3 separate regions of the Homo sapiens genome follow, and all the other regions are linked to region 2. A link is a loop called in an ENCODE intact Hi-C map of the cell type or tissue named here. Cell type or tissue: heart left ventricle. All regions are shown on one strand.

Region 1 (5,000 bases), 110 kb before region 2:
TCCTGTATGCACTCAGATCCTTCGACTATGAGCAGTTTCATGAGCTACAGATGCAGGTGACAGCCAGCGACAGCGGGGATCCTCCACTCAGCAGCAACGTGTCGTTGAGCCTGTTTGTGCTGGACCAGAACGACAATGCGCCCGAGATCCTGTACCCCGCCCTCCCCACAGACGGTTCCACAGGCGTGGAGCTGGCGCCCCGCTCCGCAGAGCCCGGCTACCTGGTGACCAAGGTGGTGGCGGTGGACAGAGACTCCGGCCAGAACGCCTGGCTGTCCTACCGTCTGCTCAAGGCCAGCGAGCCGGGACTCTTCGCGGTGGGGGAGCACACGGGCGAGGTGCGCACGGCGCGAGCCCTGCTGGACAGAGACGCGCTCAAGCAAAGCCTCGTAGTGGCCGTCCAGGACCACGGCCAGCCCCCTCTCTCCGCCACTGTCACGCTCACCGTGGCCGTGGCCGACAGCATCCCCCAAGTCCTGGCGGACCTCGGCAGCTTCGAGTCTCCAGCTAACTCTGAAACCTCAGACCTCACTCTGTACCTGGTGGTAGCGGTGGCCGCGGTCTCCTGCGTCTTCCTGGCCTTCGTCATCGTGCTGCTGGCGCACAGGCTGCGGCGCTGGCACAAGTCACGCCTGCTGCAGGCTTCAGGAGGCGGCTTGACAGGTGTGTCCGGCTCGCACTTTGTGGGCGTGGACGGGGTTCGGGCTTTCCTGCAGACCTATTCCCACGAGGTCTCTCTCACCGCGGACTCGCGAAAGAGTCACCTGATCTTCCCCCAGCCCAATTATGCGGACACGCTCATCAGCCAGGAGAGCTGTGAGAAAAACGATCCTTTGTCTTTGTTAGATGATTCGAAGTTTCCTATAGAGGATACCCCATTGGTTCCAGTGAGTTTTATTTTCATTTTTACTTTTGTTAAAAAAAAAAAGATTGGTTTTTACTTTGAAGTTTGCGGCATGATGGTGGAAAGTGTAAATGCTAAAACACTGATGAGTAGAATTTGATGTTTATTAAGGTTTTTTTTTTTTTTTTTTTTTTTTTTTTTTTTACTTTCTGGTAAAATTCACCTAGTCTCAATCAAGGCCTATATATCATAAGGCTTTGTTATGATTAGCTTTGCAGAACCTTGTAGTTTATAGTGTTGTTGAGTACAATATTGACAATTCCTAAGACAGACTTCCATACAGAAGTGCCTGTCAATTTATATTTCCTCCTGGGTGGTCACATATTGAAACTCCAGCCCCTTAAGCAACCCTCTTGTTCTGAAGGCAGGTCTGGTAAGAATAGGTAAGTATCAGAAAGAAATCACCTCTGGAAACACAACCCAAATCCAAGAATACTCAATGCAGTTCTTCCCAAGGAGAAGGGCAATAGGCCTTTTTCAAACTACATTTTATATATTTTTCAATCTATACTTTGTGGTGATAGTTGCAGTTGAATATACTAAGTTTTTCATTAATATTGAATTAACAATTTATTTATAACAATGTATGCTTAGATTTTTCCAGCCCTATTTATAACTGATAACACTGCAGTATCCTTTTTGCATACAATTCTCTAATTTCACACTGCTATGTGGAAGATATAGCATTTTAATTTAACTTTCATTGCTCAATAGGGATCCTGAGGAGGCTATAGAGGGTGAAATTAAGAATATTTGGGATTCTGCTTTTGTCTTTTTTGTTAAATTTTCTAGTGACTAAGGCTGAAAGTAAATATGGGTTGGGAAGACAGATAAATTTGTACATGTTCCCGAGAACAGGAGCAAGAGATATATGACAAAGCTATTTCAGTGGCTCTTTAATGTATAAGGAGGCAAACACCTGAAACTCTGAAAACTCTGAAATTGAGAGGCAAAATAAACTTAGAGTCAAGAAAGAAATGCCATTTCTGCAGATCAGAATATAAACACCAACCACAGCTGTAAAAAAGAAAAGAATATATGCAACGAAGGGAAATTATATAAACAAAGGATCATTGGAGGTACTGATGAGTTCATTTAGTTCAATGAAAATAGTGACGTATTAGGTAGATCTCTTAATTTTATTACTAGTATTCTACTAAATGTGGTAGTATAAAGTCAAAAAGCATTCCGAAGTTTCTCAAGACCCTTATAATTCCATGATTTTTTTCAGGTCAGTCAACATTTGTTGAATGATAGGTCTGTGGAAGGAAAGCACACTCTTTAGGGTCATAGTTATTAACTATTAAACCATTGAAACTATTATTTTATATTTGTGTTAATGAGAGTCAAAATTATTGTGCATTCATCTCAAATAATTCTATTATTTTGAAAAATACAGGTTTTTTTTTTAAAAAAAACTGCTCTTGACATTGTAGCTATTGTGAGAAAATATTTTGATTATAATTATTTAAAAGCAATACAGGACACCCTGGATGATGGTAATGACTAGGGCAATGGTTGCATTCCAGTACTTAAGTATGAAATAAGGAATTATTACTTTCTGGGTGAATATAGGCTAGAATTGAAGACAAAAAAATTTGTTGCTTATCTTCAGTACTTCCAGCTTCATAGATAATTACTCTTAAAAGGAACAAGAATGACTGCCTCTGGATGGAGGAATTGGATAGCAATGGGCCGTGGGATAGGAGACCTATAAACCTTCATGCTATATTATTTTGTGCCTTTTTAAATTTTGAAGAAAAAATATTCATTTATTCAAGATATATGTAAATTCAGTAAATAAAAAGATATGATAGTTATGACCAAGTGGAAATATATTTCCTGATGTAAAAGGAATCACTGAGGAAAAAGATTAAAATATTTTGGCTGTCAACTCGTAGTTTAAAAAAAATTCCTTGAAAGAGGTAGAGAAAAGTCAAGTTGCAGTCCCACACAGAGCCTCTGGGCGCCGCCGTCGGCCAGTGCAGAGCAAGCGCTGACGCCGGGGATCCCTCAGCCTCTAGCCTGGGATTCCCTGCGCAGCCAACAACAGAAAAGAAAACCAGCTCCCACACAGAGGCTCCCGGCTGCGCAGACCTTGCCCAGCACACCAGATTGCCAGCTCCGAGACCCGGGACTCCTCCTGTCCTGGGCCGAATGCTCTTTTAGCGCGGTAGAGTGCACTTTCTCCAACTGGAAAAGCGGGGACCCAGCGAGAACCCGAGCGAACGATGGGAGGGAGCTGCGCGCAGAGGCGCCGGGCCGGCCCGCGGCAGGTACTATTTCCTTTGCTGCTGCCTTTGTTCTACCCCACGCTGTGTGAGCCGATCCGCTACTCGATTCCGGAGGAGCTGGCCAAGGGCTCGGTGGTGGGGAACCTCGCTAAGGATCTAGGGCTTAGTGTCCTGGATGTGTCGGCTCGCGAGCTGCGAGTGAGCGCGGAGAAGCTGCACTTCAGCGTAGACGCGCAGAGCGGGGACTTACTTGTGAAGGACCGAATAGACCGTGAGCAAATATGCAAAGAGAGAAGAAGATGTGAGTTGCAATTGGAAGCTGTGGTGGAAAATCCTTTAAATATTTTTCATGTCATTGTGGTGATTGAGGATGTTAATGACCACGCCCCTCAATTCCGGAAAGATGAAATAAACTTAGAAATCAGTGAATCCGTCAGCCTGGGGATGGGAACAATTCTTGAGTCTGCAGAAGATCCTGATATTAGTATGAATTCGCTGAGCAAATACCAACTAAGTCCTAACGAGTATTTCTCATTGGTGGAGAAAGACAATCCTGATGGTGGCAAATATCCAGAATTAGTATTGCAGAAGACTCTGGACCGAGAAACGCAGAGCGCTCACCACTTGGTACTGACCGCCTTAGATGGTGGGGACCCTCCCCGAAGCGGTACTGCTCAGATAAGAATCCTGGTAATAGATGCCAATGACAACCCCCCAGTGTTCAGCCAGGACGTGTACAGGGTTAGCCTTCGGGAAGACGTGCCTCCAGGCACCTCCATCCTGAGAGTGAAGGCCACTGACCAGGACGAGGGCATCAACTCAGAGATCACTTATTCCTTCTTTGGTGTGGCTGACAAAGCTCAGCACGTGTTCTCTCTGGATTACACTACAGGAAACATTCTAACTCAGCAGCCTTTGGATTTTGAAGAAGTAGAAAGATATACGATAAACATAGAAGCAAAAGACCGAGGATCTCTCTCAACACGGTGTAAAGTAATTGTAGAAGTTGTAGACGAAAACGACAACAGCCCAGAAATAATCATCACGTCACTCTCTGATCAGATTATGGAGGATTCCCCTCCAGGAGTGGTTGTTGCCCTCTTCAAAACACGGGACCAAGACTCAGGGGAAAATGGGGAAGTCAGGTGTAGCTTAAGTAGAGGTGTTCCATTTAAGATTCATTCTTCTTCTAATAATTACTACAAGCTAGTAACAGATGAGGCCCTGGATCGGGAGCAGACCCCAGAGTACAACGTCACCATCGCAGCCACAGACAGGGGCAAGCCTCCGTTATCCTCCAGCAAAACCATAACCCTGCACATTACTGACGTCAATGACAACGCGCCGGTTTTCGGACAGTCAGCCTACCTGGTCCACGTGCCAGAAAACAACCAGCCGGGTGCCTCCATAGCGCAAGTCAGTGCCTCTGACCCAGACTTCGGGCTCAACGGCCGTGTCTCCTACTCTCTCATTGCCAGCGACCTGGAGTCACGAACGCTGTCGTCCTACGTGTCCGTGAGCGCGCAGAGCGGGGTGGTGTTCGCGCAGCGCGCCTTCGACCACGAGCAGCTGCGCACCTTCGAGCTCACGCTGCAGGCCCGCGACCAGGGCTCGCCCGCGCTCAGCGCCAATGTGAGCCTGCGCGTGTTGGTGGGCGACCGTAACGACAACGCACCGCGGGTGCTGTACCCTGCGCTGGGTCCCGACGGCTCCGCGCTCTTCGACACAGTGCCGCGGGCCGCGCAGCCAGGCTACCTGGTGACCAAGGTGGTGGCCGTGGACGCGGACTCGGGGCACAATGCCTGGCTGTCCTACCACGTGGTGCAGGCCAGTGAGCCCGGGCTCTTCAGCCTGGGGCTGCG
Region 2 (5,000 bases):
ATCACTCTGGTTATTCAGAGTATAGGTAGAAATGGGCAGCCAGCCATTACAGATGAAACTCACAGTGATGGCTGTTGTTGGGCCAGAATACTGAGTTTACATAGGCTAGCATGCTCTAAGGTCCCCCTTTCCAGGCTGTGGCAGGTACTACAGGCCCTACAGATACCACTGTATTAATAGCTAAGCACTGGCCAAAGCAAGCTGTGTTAACTCCTTCTGTTTACAATAATCTCAAAGTATAACTATCAAATGGGCCTACACAATGCAACAGCCAGGAAACAGGGAACATAGATTTAAGTCCCTCTGAAGTAGAAACCTCTAATGATGCCTTTTTTTGTAATTCCCACTCTTCAAATTAGTAAAGAAGCCACCACTCCTAGCCTCAAAAGACCTTCACTAGACACGATAGTGCAGGTCAACTCCACATGAGGGGCAGACTTGCCTATACCTTCCTTTGAATTAGTCTCTTGGCCACTGTAAGCTTCCCTGAAAGGGAACTTATTCATTAATCTTTTCCCATACTAATGCCTGGATCACTTGTCCTAGCTCCATAATTCTTTTTAGAATCTCTAGCTCAATGTAATCCACTTAGATCTTCCAAAGGACATGAAAGGAGATTGCAGGGCAGTGATGGGGAAGGCAAGGGCAATAGAGGCTAACTGCACTCAAGGAAAAGGTAGTTTTCAGACACGGCATAATCCTTCAACTGAGATGCTCCTCTATATTTTTCTATCTGGGAATAATGATGCCTAAACCTGTCTACAAAATTTTATACTTTCTATTATTAGTTCTCTCTACGTATGTCTTCTGCTTGTGAAGTCCAGAGTAAGGACTCTGACTTATTTTTTCTTTGAATTTCAATCTATATCTAATATACATTTTGTATTTAGATCAACTTTTGTTCATACACACAAATGCCAACTCAAATCCCTGGGTCCTGCAGCTCAGTTCCTTTGTTCCAAATATCTGCTTCAAGAGTGGGGAGAAATGCGGCATAATCCAATGTAACTGATTTATTGCCAGTCCCTTAAACCCCAGTTTTCTAAGTCGCTACTCTGTAACATGGGAAGAAGAGGACTAGATAATCCGTTCTGGATGCAGGGACTAAAAAGATGCTTAGAGCATCATTATTTGCTCTTTAGCCGCAGACTGGCAGGAGTAGAGAGCCCTCACCCCCTTCGACACCCAGGATGAGCTCCATGTGCTTACTTACCTTGACGGGGCCCTCTCTTCCGTCGGAATGCTGCCCCTGACTGCAGGGCTTCTAGAAGACTGTCCATCACACCTGTCTCATCGCCCTCTGTTATAAAGAACAAGATGGAGATGTGAACTCTTCAGCCAGAGCAGCATGGCAAATATCAAGCCCCACACAAAATGAATGGCTATTGCTTGATTTCCCCTCTCCCACAGCAGCTGGCAGCTAAGAAGAGGCAAAGAGAGCTCAGCCTTAAGTCTCACACGCTCATGTTTACTTGTATCTGCTAAAAAATGGTTAAAACAAAAGATCTCATTGCCTATTATCCAATGCAGACCTTGGGATATTTTCCCGCAATGCCATCCTCCCCACCCCAATCAGGACTAGCAACAAAATTATACAACTGCCCAACTCCAAGACCAGGATAAGTAGAGACTACGATTGTGAAATTACTAAGCAACTATATCACTCCCTTTTATCCTAAAGTGTTTTGCCTGGTTAGGTTTCAGAGCAGGGCCGAGGAAAGACCACTGATCAAAGAGTGCACTTTCCTGAAGTACTGCCTCCAGTGGCTAAGTCTTCCTGATGTCTAAGTCCTCTGCATCTAAGAGGAGCAGCCTGGCTGGAATACAAAGAGTTAATGTAGAATCCTTGTTCTAGCCTGGCTCGGTTTCCATGACAACAGCTTAGGATAGTGAAATCTGAAACTGTGAAATCCCAAAAAGTCCATAGGCTGCCAGATCCAAGGCTGGGGCTCACTGCTCCCAGCGCCACCTGCTGGCTGAGCATCACCAGTGCAGCTGACCTACATTCCACCCTCATTTGCTTGACCCGGGTACTGGAAACTGGGCAAGGTCCATTACGCCACCTGTTGACCGTGTGCAGCCCTCATCCCACATGTCAGCGGGACTCCACCTTCCCCCACTGCATCCTAGCCAGTACCTGGGGACAAACCCTGGAGTCCCAGGGGAAGGTGAAGGATACTTGGTGTGGGCTTTAATAGCATTACGAAGTTGTGGCTTACAACTAAGGGCAAGGAAATTGCTTTACAGAAAAGTATAAAAAGTCCCTGGTAGCAAGAGGTATCAGAGCAGCCCTTGTGCCTGTGCTCTGTAAAATACTGATTCCTAACAAACTCAGCAGCTCTGTGAACACCTCTTCATTTGCAGAAGGTTTGTGGCCCCTCAGGTTTAGAGGAGGGTGGCATGGGCTCAGTGCTGTGTGAGCAGTGTATGCTGTATTTCCGCTGCCCACAGAGAGAGCAGTGGGGGCGAAGGGGTAGGGAATCTGCAGCAAGAAAGAAGCAGAGACAGGAAACAGAGGGCCAGTAATTGAAACCATATGTTTCAACAAAGACATGCTTCTGGTAGTGAAACAGAGATTCTGCTGAAGAAAGAAGAGGGTGACCGGCTCCCCACCCGCTCCAAAAGTTCAATCCATTTAAAATCTAATTGTGCATACAACTGTGCTAAGGTACTAGGGACATAGTACTTTGTGAAATAAGCAGAAAGGGAAGACACGCCACAATTAAAAGATGGGAGGAGCGTCAGGAAAATATTTTACAGAAAAAAACCCGAAAGATTTAGTGGAGGGAATGAGAACAGGCCAGAGGAACCTTTGGATGGACAGAAGGAAAACAGTATATATCACAGCAATACCACAATCACAGGGGAATGAGAGAGAATGCAAGAGCGAGCAAAGGAGAGAAAAGGTAATAGTTTAACCAGGGCAAGTTGGAATGCGCATGTATCAGAATTGGGGTTAAAGTCCGGCATCAGGATCTCGGAGTGAAGACTGCCAAAAATCATTTGCCAGGAGGTGAGCTCAGACATGAGACTCTGCCTCTAGACTCTAGGCAGAGAAGTCTTCCCAACATTCCTATCTCAGCCCATCAACCCGTCTTCACTCCTCACCTGCATTCATGTCTATGAGTTGCTCTCTCTTCTGCTGCTTCTCTAGCCGCTCCTTCTCTGCCTTCTCCTTGGCTAGTTTTGCTCGCCTCATCTTTTCTTCTGTCTCCCGCCGCTTCTGGTTCTCCTTGACTGCTTGCTGGGGCAGGGAAGAGGAGGAAGGAACACATGGGCATTGTATACCTACTACCAGCCAACAGGAACCCAGGGGAAAGTGAGAAATGCCCACAAAAGATTCAGTCAGCAAGTATCCCTTGCTCACCAAAAACATATTCCGAAAATTGTGAAGATCCATGAAAAATTCTTCAACAGACAACTTCTTGGGGTCAAAGAGGAAGTACTCGCCCAGCTCCTTATAGAGGGTCTCCATGTTAGAATGCATCATCCGCAGCTTGTTATACTGTTCCTGTGCATCCTTCACAAAGCTGTGCAGCCAAGGAGTAAAGGACCAAGACCAAGACCAAGAAGCAGACCCACTTCTCTAGCCCAAGGAATTACTCAAAGATGAGTACTGGCATGCAAAGGGATGTTCAATACAGCACTGTTTATAACAGCAAAAACCAAAGCCATGTAGGTACCCCTAAATAGGGGAATAGTAAACCATGAACTATGGTACACCTATAAAAAAAGAAGGTGGCAGTTTAAACTGTTGTTTGTTTGTTTGTTTGTGTTTGTTTGTTTGAGACAGGGTTTTGTTCTATCGCCGGGCAGGAGTGCAGTGGCGCGATCTTGGCTCATTGCAACCTCCACCTCCTGGGTTCAAGCAATTCTCCTGCCTCAGCCTCCCAAGTAGCTGGAACTACAGGCGCGCACCATCACGCCCAGCTGATTTTTTTGTATTTTTAGTAGAGATGGGGTTTCACCATGCTGACCAGGATGGTCTCCATCTCTTGACCTAAAAGGAGGTTTTCTATAAATACTATTATGGAAACATGGCCAAGACATATGTGCAAAACACAATACAATGCAGTTTTTGTTTAAAATAAATGTATGAGGTGCAAATCAGAATAAAGTCCAGTGGCAGTGGTTACCTCTGGGGAGGGGAAAGAGAGGGAAGCATGTGTGAGCGTGTGTAGTGGAGACGGGGTACAGGCAGGGGAGTTGGTGGGACTTTTATGGTTGATCTGCATGGTGTGCTTCTACTCCACAACAATGGAATGCTCTCAGGAACTATGCAGCCTGGGCAACAAAGTGAGACCCCATCTCTAAAGAAAAAAAGGTTACAAAAAGTTTAGCAGGGCCTGGTGGCACATGCCTGTAGTCCCAGCTACCAAGGAGGCTGAGGGGGTAAGGATCGTTTGAGTCCAAGAGGTCAAGGCTGCAGTGAGGCGTGATGGCACCACTGCACTCCAGCCTGGGTGACACAGAGAGAGCCTGTCTCAAAATACTAACAAACCCAAAAAACTATGTATTTAAAGAAAAAGAGTTTTTTAAGAGAAAAAAATTGCATACTGCCCTATCTATCCTGTTTTTCCCCCACTACAGGAAGTTTTCTTTCCCTTCCTAGGGAACAACTCCCTCCTTTCAAGAGAGGATATGGTCATTTTTTCAACAAACTTGTCTTTTTCATCTGTGGCAGCTGGGAAATTCTGAACATCACGTTCCACATCAGAAATTTGTTTCTTCATCTGATCTAGGTTCTTTTGCAAGTTTTCAGCAGAAACTAAAAAAAAAAAAAAAAAAAAAAACCATAAAAACAGACAGCAAGAGCTTACTAATAATCCCAGCCTCAACACCCCTTAGTTTCACCTTTCAGAGCATAGCTTCAGTCTATACACACATTCTGGTACTTAATAATTTTAGTTCCTTATGTACTTTAGTTGTGTCACATACTTAAGTTTTCATCTTTCCAGTGAAACTATAAATTATTTGATCATTGAACCTCCAGCCTTCAC
Region 3 (5,000 bases), 180 kb before region 2:
TATGCCCATGAAATTAAATGATGTTTGACTCCTTCCAAGACAGGTGACACTCTTTTTTTCTTTCTCCTTCCTTCCTTCCTCTCTCTTTCCTCCTTCCTTCCTTCCTCTCTCTCTTTCCTCCTTCCTTCCTTCCTTCCTCTCTCTCTTTCCTCCTTCCTTCCTTCCTCTCTCTCTTTCCTCCTTCCTTCCTTCCTCTGTTTCTCTCTTTCTTTCTTTCTTTCTTTCTTTCTTTCTTTCTTTCTTTCTTGACAGGGTCTTACTCTGTCTGGAGTGCAGTGGCATGATCACGGCTCACTGCAGCCTTGACCTCGCAGACTCAAGTGATCCTCCCACCTCAGCCTCCCGAGTAGCTGGGACTACAGGCACGAGCCACCCTCCCAGCTAATTTGTTTTTGTTTTTGTAGAGATGGGGCAATTGCTATGTTTCCCAGGCTGGTCTGAAATTCCTGAGCTCAAGTGATCTGCCCACGTCAGCCTCCCAAAGTACTGCGATTAGAGGCATGAGCCACCATGCCTGGCCTGTTATTCTTTTCATCTCAATAACATAAAAATTGGAGAACAAAAATGTAGAGGCTGGGTGCAGTGGCTCATGCTGTAATCCCAGCACTTTGGGAGGCTGAGGCAGGTGGATCACTTGAAGTCAGGAGTTCAAGAACACCCTGGCCAACATGGTGAAAGCCTGTCTCTACTAAAAATACAAAAATTAGCTGGGCATGGTGGTGGGCGCCTGTAATCCAAGCTACTTGGGAAGCTGAGGCAGAAGAATTGCTTAAACCCAGGAGGCAGAAGTTGCAGAGAGCCAAAATTGGGCCACTGCACTCCAGCTGGGGCAATAGAGAGAGACTCCATCTCAAAAAAAAAAAAAAAGTAGAGGCTGGTCAAATGGTTTTACCTATAGTGCCTGTTACATATGCCTAATGTATATGCTTATGTGTGTATTCATTTTGATTTCAACATTTTGCCTGAGGGTGGAAAGCTCACCTAGCTAAATTATTATGAGCCTTGGAGTGGTATTTCTTGTCCTTGAGAAGGACATCAAAAACATGTAAAGGAATATGTCTCAGCCTCTGCGGGAGATTTCCAGACAATCTCTTCCAACAATGGAATAGAAGTCCCTTCTTTTGTCATGTTCTACAACTTTCTTGAGCCAGAAATTGTTGGCTTATTCTGCAATTTATGAAATTATTTTCACTCATGAAATCATATGAGAGTTATCCAAAATTAGACCAAAATATGTTTTATTAGAACTCAAACAAAAGAATAGATTCCTCCCTCAATATATTAGGAAAAGGCACATTTAAATGTATGAGACAACAGGGCCAGAACACAAAAGCTGTAAGCAGAGTAAGGTGTATTCTCACTGAAACATGGAAATACATCACAGAATTTAAAAGGCCCATAGCCAGGGGAGGACTTCTGAGCCTAGGACTTTGAGACCTACTTGGGCAACATAGCATGACCCTGTCTCAAAAGAAAAAGGCACGTAACTTTTAACATATCATTTTTAGAAAAAAAAATGTTTATAGTATTAGTATCACTTTCCCTGTAAGGAGAAAAAAAATTAATTAGCTGTGTCAGGGGAAATTTGGATGCTCAAAGATAATTTCTAAGAATTCTATATGAAACATAGCCTACATATGTGTCATGAAAATACACTGAGAGTATGGAACCCATACAATTCCACCTACTTGTACAGGTAATGGAAGGTCTCAGACATCCCATTTTCACTAAAAAGGATTTATTTTTATTTTTTTGAAGAATGGGCAAGAATCCACTACAACAGAAAGGGAGGAGAAGTTCATAGTAAAAGGAATGGAAAGTATAAAGGCATGATGCAAGGAAACAAGTGAAAAGGTATCTTAAGAAAACAGATAATAGGCTGTTTCGAATAGAGTATGAGTATGGGTGAGCACTGCAAAATAGTAGAATAAATTGTTGAGTTGGATCTCATTTGGTAATGCATTTGAAATAAAGGGATTTGCTTTGAACCAAGACTGGTTCTAAGCCTGGAACTACAGAATAAGTTCCAAAATTGGGTGTCTAAGAACTCTGAATACCTCTCCAATATTTACCAGTGGTCAAGTCAAACTCGTTTTGCTCATTAATGGTATAAGTCGGCTGGAGCTGAGAATTGGCATTATAGAGAATGTTTTTGAGACAGAGTCTTGCTCTGTCACCCAGGATGGACTTCAGTGGCATGATCTCAACTCACTGCAACCTCTGCCTCCTGAGTTAAGTGATTCTGCTGCCTCAACCTCCCGAGTAGCTGGCGTTACAGGTACCCGCCACCATGCCTGGATAATTTTTATTTTTTTTAGTAGAGATGGCTTGCACCATGTTGGACAGGCTAGTCTCAAACTCCTGACCTCATGTGTTCTTCCCACCTTGGCCTCCCAAAGTGCTGGGATCACAGGTCACTGCACCCAGCCTAGAGTATTTAATATACATTCATATAAAAAAGAAGCACTGGTTTCATAAAACAAATGTACATTATATGAGATTCCACTTCATAAAAGCATGTATGTGTACCCCAACACTAAATTGGCCCTTTTAACAAAATATCAGACTTTGTCCTACTTAACTGGAAAGATTATCTATATTTTATAAAGAAGAGAAATAACATAATAGTAAGGCTGTGATTTCCTCTTTTTTGCAAAAACTATTTTTGAAAAGTATTACTGAATTGATAACATATATATGGAGAGATTTAAAATACTAGATAAGGGAGCTTATTCCAATGAATTTACAGAAAGGTAGGTATTTTAGTCAACTAAAAATATAAATAAAAATTATCAATTCACTTATTTGGATACAGCAGTCATGCCAGAGTTTATAAATATAGTGAAATCACTGAAGATTTTTTTTTACCCCCAAAACTGAAAAAAATGGCAGTGTACCTTGTGAATTTTTTAAATGAAAAAAGAATACGAAATGATGAAGGCCCTTATCTGATGATGACAAACTAGAAAACTGAAATGTAAAGGGGAAAATGTGAGTATGTGTTTCCCTCCAGCAAATTAAAGACAGGGTACATAGATTCAAGAGGTTGCGCTTTGAGGATAAAAAGCTGGGCCCTGTGCAGTTTTCCAAGACAACCTCTGGGCGCCGCTGTCGACCAAAAGGAAGTGAAGGCTTCTCAATTCTGCAGGAGCGTCAGGCAGGGTGCCTTCCTGCTTTGTCCGGTGCACTGAGCACAGACGCTGCTCCTGTTCACCCTCGAGCGCCTAACTAATAAGTCCTAAGCTCAAATCACAGAAGTCCAGGGTGCTGCCATTTCTTTTTGAAAAACATCCCAGAGGAAAGAAGCTCCGCGGAGAGTTCCTGAAATGCAGAGAGCCAGAGAAGCCGAAATGATGAAAAGTCAGGTACTGTTTCCCTTCCTGCTGTCTTTGTTCTGCGGGGCCATCTCCCAGCAGATCCGATACACGATTCCAGAGGAGCTAGCCAACGGCTCACGGGTGGGGAAACTTGCCAAGGATCTGGGGCTCAGTGTCCGGGAGTTGCCAACTCGAAAACTGCGGGTTAGTGCAGAGGATTATTTCAACGTTAGTTTGGAGAGCGGGGATTTGTTAGTGAACGGTAGGATAGATCGAGAGAAGATTTGCGGAAGGAAACTTGAGTGTGCACTAGAATTCGAAACGGTCGCTGAAAACCCAATGAATGTTTTCCACGTGGTTGTTGTAATCCAAGATATTAATGACAATGCACCACGTTTCGTTGCAAAAGGCATTGACTTAGAAATTTGTGAGTCAGCCTTACCCGGGGTAAAATTCTCTCTGGATTCTGCTCAAGATGCAGATGTGGAAGGCAATTCACTGAAGTTATACACCATCAACCCCAATCAATACTTCTCTCTGTCAACGAAGGAAAGTCCTGATGGAAGTAAATATCCGGTATTACTGCTGGAAAAACCTCTAGACAGGGAACATCAGAGCTCTCATCGCTTAATCCTGACTGCCATGGATGGCGGGGACCCGCCTCTAAGCGGCACCACCCATATCTGGATCCGAGTTACGGATGCCAATGATAATGCTCCCGTGTTTAGCCAGGAGGTATACAGGGTTAGCCTCCAAGAAAACGTACCGTGGGGAACCTCCGTGCTGCGGGTGATGGCCACAGACCAGGATGAGGGCATTAATGCAGAGATCACCTATGCCTTCCTCAATTCCCCAATAAGTACCAGCCTCTTCAATCTCAATCCAAATACTGGCGACATCACAACCAATGGCACATTGGATTTTGAAGAGACAAGTAGATATGTGTTGAGTGTGGAAGCTAAGGATGGAGGAGTACACACAGCTCACTGTAATGTTCAAATAGAAATTGTTGACGAGAATGACAATGCCCCAGAGGTGACATTCATGTCCTTCTCTAACCAGATTCCAGAGGATTCAGACCTTGGAACTGTAATAGCCCTCATAAAAGTGCGAGACAAGGATTCTGGGCAAAATGGCATGGTGACATGCTATACTCAGGAAGAAGTTCCTTTCAAATTAGAATCCACCTCGAAGAATTATTACAAGCTGGTGATTGCTGGAGCCCTAAACCGGGAGCAGACAGCAGACTACAACGTCACAATCATAGCCACCGACAAGGGCAAACCAGCCCTTTCCTCCAGGACAAGCATCACCCTGCACATCTCCGACATCAACGACAATGCACCTGTTTTCCATCAGGCCTCCTATGTGGTCCACGTGTCTGAGAACAACCCACCTGGCGCCTCCATTGCACAAGTAAGCGCCTCCGACCCGGATTTGGGACCCAACGGCAGAGTCTCCTACTCTATTCTGGCCAGTGACCTGGAGCCGCGGGAGCTGTTGTCCTACGTGTCCGTGAGCCCGCAGAGCGGGGTGGTGTTCGCGCAGCGCGCCTTCGACCACGAGCAGCTGCGCGCCTTCGAGCTCACACTGCAGGCCAGGGACCAGGGCTCCCCCGCGCTCAGCGCCAACGTGAGCCTGCGCGTGTTGGTGGGCGACCTCAATGACAATGCGCCACGGGTG

What was found. Hi-C counts contacts between places; a loop is a spot of excess contacts. Peaks named below come from ENCODE experiments on the same cell type or tissue, not always from the same donor. Only the 100,000 strongest peaks of a DNase experiment are listed, where the experiment ranks them.
Region 1: a loop joins it to region 2, with 5 times the contacts of the local background. A loop is called at or near these places in 81 of 110 quality-filtered maps.
Region 3: it touches region 2 in a loop (2.3-fold over the local background); 7 of 110 quality-filtered maps call a loop at or near these places.

What each region holds. Positions count from the first base shown.
Region 1 is chr5:141,414,725-141,419,724 of GRCh38, forward strand. All of the region lies in intron 1 of PCDHGA1 (protocadherin gamma subfamily A, 1), which reads left to right. The region is part of intron 1 of PCDHGA2 (protocadherin gamma subfamily A, 2); the gene reads left to right. The region is part of intron 1 of PCDHGA3 (protocadherin gamma subfamily A, 3); the gene reads left to right. The region is part of intron 1 of PCDHGB1 (protocadherin gamma subfamily B, 1); the gene reads left to right. It also overlaps PCDHGA4, PCDHGB2, PCDHGA5, PCDHGB3, PCDHGA6 and PCDHGA7, and 8 more genes. In heart left ventricle, a CTCF peak has its summit at 2,872; DNase peaks (open chromatin) are centred at 2,897, 3,197 and 4,937; H3K4me3 peaks cover 993 bases; H3K27ac peaks cover 399 bases.
Region 2 is chr5:141,522,930-141,527,929 of GRCh38, forward strand. DIAPH1 (diaphanous related formin 1) reads right to left here. Exons shown (of 28, transcript NM_005219.5): 24 at 4,644-4,768; 25 at 3,368-3,532; 26 at 3,109-3,244; 27 at 1,214-1,300. Among named protein-coding and RNA genes, the nearest start is that of DIAPH1-AS1, 33 kb to the right of the region's middle. In heart left ventricle, a CTCF peak has its summit at 1,998 (motif pointing left); a DNase peak (open chromatin) is centred at 2,002; H3K27ac peaks cover 3,210 bases.
Region 3 is chr5:141,346,935-141,351,934 of GRCh38, forward strand. The region is part of intron 1 of PCDHGA1 (protocadherin gamma subfamily A, 1); the gene reads left to right. All of the region lies in intron 1 of PCDHGA2 (protocadherin gamma subfamily A, 2), which reads left to right. The region is part of intron 1 of PCDHGA3 (protocadherin gamma subfamily A, 3); the gene reads left to right. It overlaps PCDHGB1 (protocadherin gamma subfamily B, 1), which reads left to right and starts at 3,165. Exons shown (of 4, transcript NM_018922.3): 1 at 3,165-5,000. The coding sequence starts at 3,327. It also overlaps PCDHG@. In heart left ventricle, a CTCF peak has its summit at 3,091; a DNase peak (open chromatin) is centred at 3,127; H3K4me3 peaks cover 1,528 bases.